Linked DNA regions of Mus musculus: region 1 is linked to region 2. A link is a contact called in ENCODE Hi-C data. All regions are on one chromosome and are shown on one strand. Each heading gives the region's core, a stretch centred on a gene start or an enhancer-like site at or near the end of the contact. The rest is flanking DNA. Distances are from core to core; before and after follow the strand shown.

Region 1 (2,700 bases), core at 58-2,557, 5.4 Mb before region 2:
TTCGACTCACAGGGGATTAATATCCTCTCCCATTCTGATAAATCGGAGAAGGTCCTAGAGTGTGCGCGGCAGACGATGGCGGCGGGTCTGCTGGTGTACTCGCATCTTATAAATACCCTGTCACAACACGTTTCAACCTTTGATCTGATTGAATTGGAGGGACTCAGAAAAAATTCTTGTCCCCACAGCACCTTTTGTAAAAGTCTCTAATCTCCTAGGTATGAACATTTAAAGTGCTTCTCAGCTCTTGAGGCTCGGGGTTTATGGAGTGTTTATGTCCACACTGCCTCTTTAGTAAGCGCTGCTGTTAACTGTGCCCAGGGAGAGGACCATTCAAGCTGAGGCTGGAGGCTCTTCAGCATTTGTCAAGGAAAGCCAAGGCCCTCTTTAAGAGCCACGTTATCTGAAGAAACCTTGCTGCTAATTTTCACCCAAGATGTCAAACCAACGTGTGTTTTATGTGGCTTTAAGTATTAGAGTCTGAGATGTCTTGCCCAATAAACTTTTAAGTTTGTCATTCAGACTTCGAAATCATGTGAATCCTATATCGAACTAGTTTCTTTGGCCATGTAGGGATGTGCGAACTGGAGAAGGGTGGCCAGAAACGATGTTTATAGCATATGTGGTCACTATGCCTACAATTGAAATAATACTTTTAAAGGTAATCGGGGGCGAATTCCTATAAATTCTGAGGTCTGATTGACTGGGACTCAGCCAGTGCGGGTAGAGGTTTTTAATATCAGACTTAGCGGCCCCAGTGTGAAATCTCTGGCACTTATTTATTTTTTAAAACCTAAGCCTACCTGTGTTTGCTCATCCTCTTTAAAAGGAAACTAGGGTGACTGGTCCTATTGATACTATCTATGATCATTTCCAAAGCAGAACGAGTTGTGCCCCCCCCCCACAACATTCCGCCCTTTATGCCACCCCGACCCTTAAAATATCCACTTTTTTTTATCCTGTATACTTTTCCGAGCCTTCCTCCATCCCAGTCTGGGGAGTGCTCCCGGCCGCTGGGAGAACTCCATCATCTGTGTCAGTGAAATGGAAAAAAAAAAAAAAAAAAAAAAAAGACCTGCGTCCTGGAAGAGCAAGTGTGAGCCGGGCGCCGCGGTGCACAACGCCCGCAGATGGCTCGCGGCGGCCGGGGCGCGGCGATCCAGGCGCCCCAAGCAGTGGCAGGGCGGGGTGGGGGCCGGGGCTGGTGGCCCGGGCGGGGGAGCGCTGGGCCCCCCTCTCCTCCTCTCTCCCCAGCCCCTCACCCCCACCCCTTTTATATATATGTATATTTTTTTCCTCACAAGTTCTCTTGCCTCGCTATCCCCCCTTGAATCCGAAGGCGCCTCGCGATTGGGTGCTGGGACCGGGTACGTCAGTGGGACTGTGACGTGCAGTCTTCCTGTTTCCTTCAGCTGTGTCTTAAAGTAAATCTTGTTGTGGAGCGGAGCCCTCAGCTGAGAGAGCGCTGGGAAAGCGACGGCCACTGCAGCCGGGGAAGCCGCGCGGCGCACACAAGCCTCTCCGCCGTGCCCGCTGCTCCTCGGGCCACCGCTCCGCGCTCCAGCCCTCGCCGCCTTCTCCGCTCTCTCTCCCCTTCTTTCCCCGGGCTCCCGGCTCTGCCCTGCGCGCCTCTCCCCTCCCCTCCCTCCTTTCTCCCCTCGCCTCTCAGCACTCGCCCAGATCACTCGCTCCCGCACAGACTCACCGACCCCTGGGCCAATTATCACCAGTAAGACATCACCGCGTGCGCGCGTGGGTTTCTTCTCTGCCCGCAAGAGAAGAAGAGAGGGGGAGAGAGAGAGAGAGTGAAAAGAAAGAGAGAGAGAAAGAGAGAGAGTGGCTGCGCCCCGCTGCTGCCCGCACCGCGTAAGTATCTTCACCCGGTTGCTGTCCCCTCCCCTTTTCCAGAATCGCTCGCACTGGCTCGTTCTTGAATGGGAAAGAGAGAGAAGAGCCTCCCGTTACTCACACCCGTGTAAACATTCTTTTTCCAAGGGGGAAAATGGTGTTATTTACATGAATCGTGATCAAATAGCCTCTAAAAACAGTTTTCTAAGCAGGAGGCTCAGTGGAACTCCGAGCTCCGCTCCTCCCAGTAAACGAAGAGTAAGTGACCTGCTTGGCTTTTATTTCTTTCTCGCGCCTGCCGGTGACTGGGATGATGGTGGCGATGGGGGGAGGCTGGTGTTGCTGGACTTGTCGCTGATCTTGTCACCTTTTGTGTACTGTGTCTGGGATGCGCTGAGGCTCTGGCTTTCTTTTATTTTGTATTATTTTTATTTCTTTATTTTTCTTGCACTCTTTTCAGGGGAGGGGGCCGCGAGGGGGATGAGTCCCTTTTGGTTGTTGTTCTTCTAGATTTTTTTTTTCTTGCAATCTTCCCAGCTTCTTCTTTTTCTTCTCCGGGAGTTGAAACTCCAGGGCCTGTCCCCGAGTCCTTCTCCCTTTGTCTTGTTTATTCTAGCTGCCTTTCTTCCCGGCTTTCCCTATTTGCTTGCTGTTTGCATACCTTTCACTTCTCCTTTTTTAACCCGGGGCAGAGGGCCGGCCGTGGGGAAGAGGGCGGGGAGGAGGGGGCGCCCGGTGACTTTCCTCTGTGTGCTCAGCGCCGGGAGCTTGCACCCAGCTCTGCAACAGAGGAGAGACGAGTTGGGGGACGGTCCGGTACGGAGGAGCGAGCGCGGTGCCAGTCCACCCAGT
Region 2 (2,700 bases), core at 80-2,579:
TTACTTGGACAATCGAAAACAAAAGATTTGGTGGTTTCGTTATTGTCATTATTTTATTTTCTTCCTGAAATGTGCAACAACCGTTCATCTAGGTGGCCTGTGGTCTGTTTGGGAGAGGGGCGGGGAAATCCACTCTGACTATAATTTAAAAGAGAACGAATTCTTAAAATAGAGATGTTGATGCGACAGAAAATTCCCAGTGCACCTAGGCTGAGTTCTAAAGACCCTAGCAAGAATGGAAGGCGCTGGCTGTGGAGGCTCGGACAGTGCCTCCCTCCAACAGGCCAAAGCGGATCCTGGAAAAACTGCAGCCGAATTAAAAGTAGGTATTTAATCTCAAAGGCAACCGCTCCCTGGCACTTGCAAAACATAGGACCTCACGTGACCAGGGGATGTGGTGGCCGCGGAGGGTAGCACTTCCTACAAGGTGCAGAGAGGGGACACGCGTGCCGCTCTTCTGGGGCTGCACTCCTTGTTGGTTCCGAGGCTCAGGGTAAAAGTTTGGCTGTTTCTAAGGGAGACGTTTGGAGCCATCTATCTTATTTTTGTTTGAAAAGTCACTCTTTCAAGTTGTCACTGGAATGACAGCTCCGAATAAAACTAATTTGTGGTCTGCCCTCCTCCTGGCTTCTTGGAGCAGCTCTGGTGAGCTGAGAAACCAGCGGATTACAGTAGACTTGGGTCGGGATTCTGGGCTGTAGGGGCGCTGAGAGGATGGGGCCTTTACCTAGGACTTGTGATAAAAGCACCTGGGTAAAAGCAGAGAGAAGGAAAGTCGCATGAGAGCGGAATACGGAAGGGACAGCCTGCGGACCGCCAGCGTGGTCTGCTGGGGTGGAGGTTGGGGGTGTACTACAGCAGAGTACGGGAGCCTCAGTGATCCCCCTCCTCCGCAGCTCCAGGAAAATTCCGGAGACCGGCTCCGAGGCTCTGCCGCTGGCGGGTCCCCGAGCTGCAGGGGACAGAGGAGAGCCAGAGGCCCGAGGAGTCTCGACCCCCAAGCGGCTCCCAGAGACGCTCAGTACTCAGCTTAGCCCACGCTGCCGCAGAAAACACTTTGGCGTGGCCAGGGCGTGGCCGAGCTCGGCCACGCCCCCCTCTTTCCCAATTCCCCTCCACTCCGGAGTCCCATTGGTCACGAAGACGTCCAATGAGCGCACGGATCAAGGTCCTACCCGGGGTCTGACTCGAAAGCTCCTGCCAAAACTTTGGGAGTTTTTAGAGAGGAGTTTTTTTTTTTTTTTTAATTTTTTTCCTTTTTTTTTTTTTTTTTTTTTTTTAAACTAACGGATCATTATTGTTGTTTTAAATTTAGCTCTTAGGGCTTAGCTGTTTGGGTTTTTCTTTCGGTGTCGGGTCCCTGTCTCCCCGGCTTCTGCGGAGTAGCAGAGCGAGGCCGCGCTCGCCTTGTCGCCCCAGCGCCTGGCGATCGCCTCCATCCACCCGGCGGGGAGCGCGCCCGCCGCGCCGCCTTTCAAGCCAAGCCAGGGGCCCAGGCCGTGGCGGGCGGCGATCGGGCCCTCGCCTCGTCCCTCGGTGGCGCTAGGGCTCCCCGGTTGGCCCTCCGCTTCAGGGCGGGCGAAGAACCGAAAGCAGCTCGGGCTCGGCTGGGACACCGCCTCTGCCCGAGCGCCCACCCACTTCCCCACTCACCCAGGACCCCGCCGGGATCCTGCCAGGATGTTCGCAGCCGGCCTGGCTCCCTTCTATGCTTCCAACTTTAGTCTCTGGTCAGCCGCCTACTGCTCCTCGGCGGGCCCGGGCGGCTGCTCCTTCGCCCTGGACCCAGCCGCTGTCAAGAAACCCTCTTTCTGCATCGCGGACATCCTGCACGCCGGCGTCGGGGAGCCGGGGCCCGCTGCAGAGGGACTGGTGGGGGCCTCGGCAGCCCTCACCGCACACTTGGGCTCCGTGCACCCGCACGCCTCCTTCCAAGCTGCCGCCAGATCCCCGCTCCGTCCCACCCCGGTGGTGGCGCCCTCAGAAGTCCCGGCTGGCTTCCCTCAGCGGCTGTCTCCGCTCTCTGCCGCCTTCCACCAGCATCTCCCGCAGCAATCACCAACGCAGCAACAGCAACCGCAGCAGCAGCCCCCGCCTCCACCCCGGGCGGTCTCCCTGCAGCCACCGACTTCGGGGACGCGGGTGGTCCCCCACCATAGCGGCTCCGCCCCTGCCCCCTCCAGCAAAGACCTCAAATTTGGTATCGATCGAATTTTGTCTGCGGAATTTGACCCAAAAGTTAAGGAAGGCAACACTCTGAGAGGTACGTATCGCTGGAAGGCCTCAGGCCTCACCACCACCCATGAGGGGCCTGATGTCAGGAGGATTTGGGGTGCGTTTATTTTTAAGGACAGAACGGTAGAATGAGGGCGAAGAAAACGAAATGAAGGAAAACTTAGTGACATGTAAAAGTCAGCTATCCCATGTTTAAAAACATATCTTCGTGTTGCTTAAACAGCATAGAAACGGATGACCATACTCTGGTTGCTGCAAAGTTTTGCAAAAGTGTGTATTATCCATCTTTTGAATGAAATATCTGCAGAACGACCTAGATCTTTCTGACAAGGAAATCTCAGCGTGGGGACACTTTGCATTTATTTGATTTCCAGTATTTCTTAAGAATTGCGGGGAAGCAAACCGGCCAGTCTAAGCTCCTGAAGGAAGGCGGGGGGGGGGGGGGGCTGAAGGGTGTAAATTAGG

The links. A loop is a pair of places that touch in the nucleus more often than their neighbours do.
Region 1: a loop to region 2 is called in a map of left cerebral cortex, with 16 times the contacts of the local background. The contact joins the promoter of Prox1 here to the promoter of Hlx in region 2. A Hi-C loop is called at or near these places in 3 of 37 maps with a recorded cell type or tissue (ES-E14 and left cerebral cortex).

The regions. Positions count from the first base shown.
Region 1 is chr1:190,169,434-190,172,133 of GRCm38, reverse strand. Prox1 (prospero homeobox 1) reads left to right here and starts at 1,307. Exons shown (of 5, transcript NM_008937.3): 1 at 1,307-1,866. Prox1os (prospero homeobox 1, opposite strand) reads right to left here and starts at 1,838. Exons shown (of 2, transcript NR_151620.1): 1 at 1,706-1,838.
Region 2 is chr1:184,731,122-184,733,821 of GRCm38, reverse strand. Hlx (H2.0-like homeobox) reads left to right here and starts at 1,329. Exons shown (of 4, transcript NM_008250.2): 1 at 1,329-2,263. The coding sequence starts at 1,681.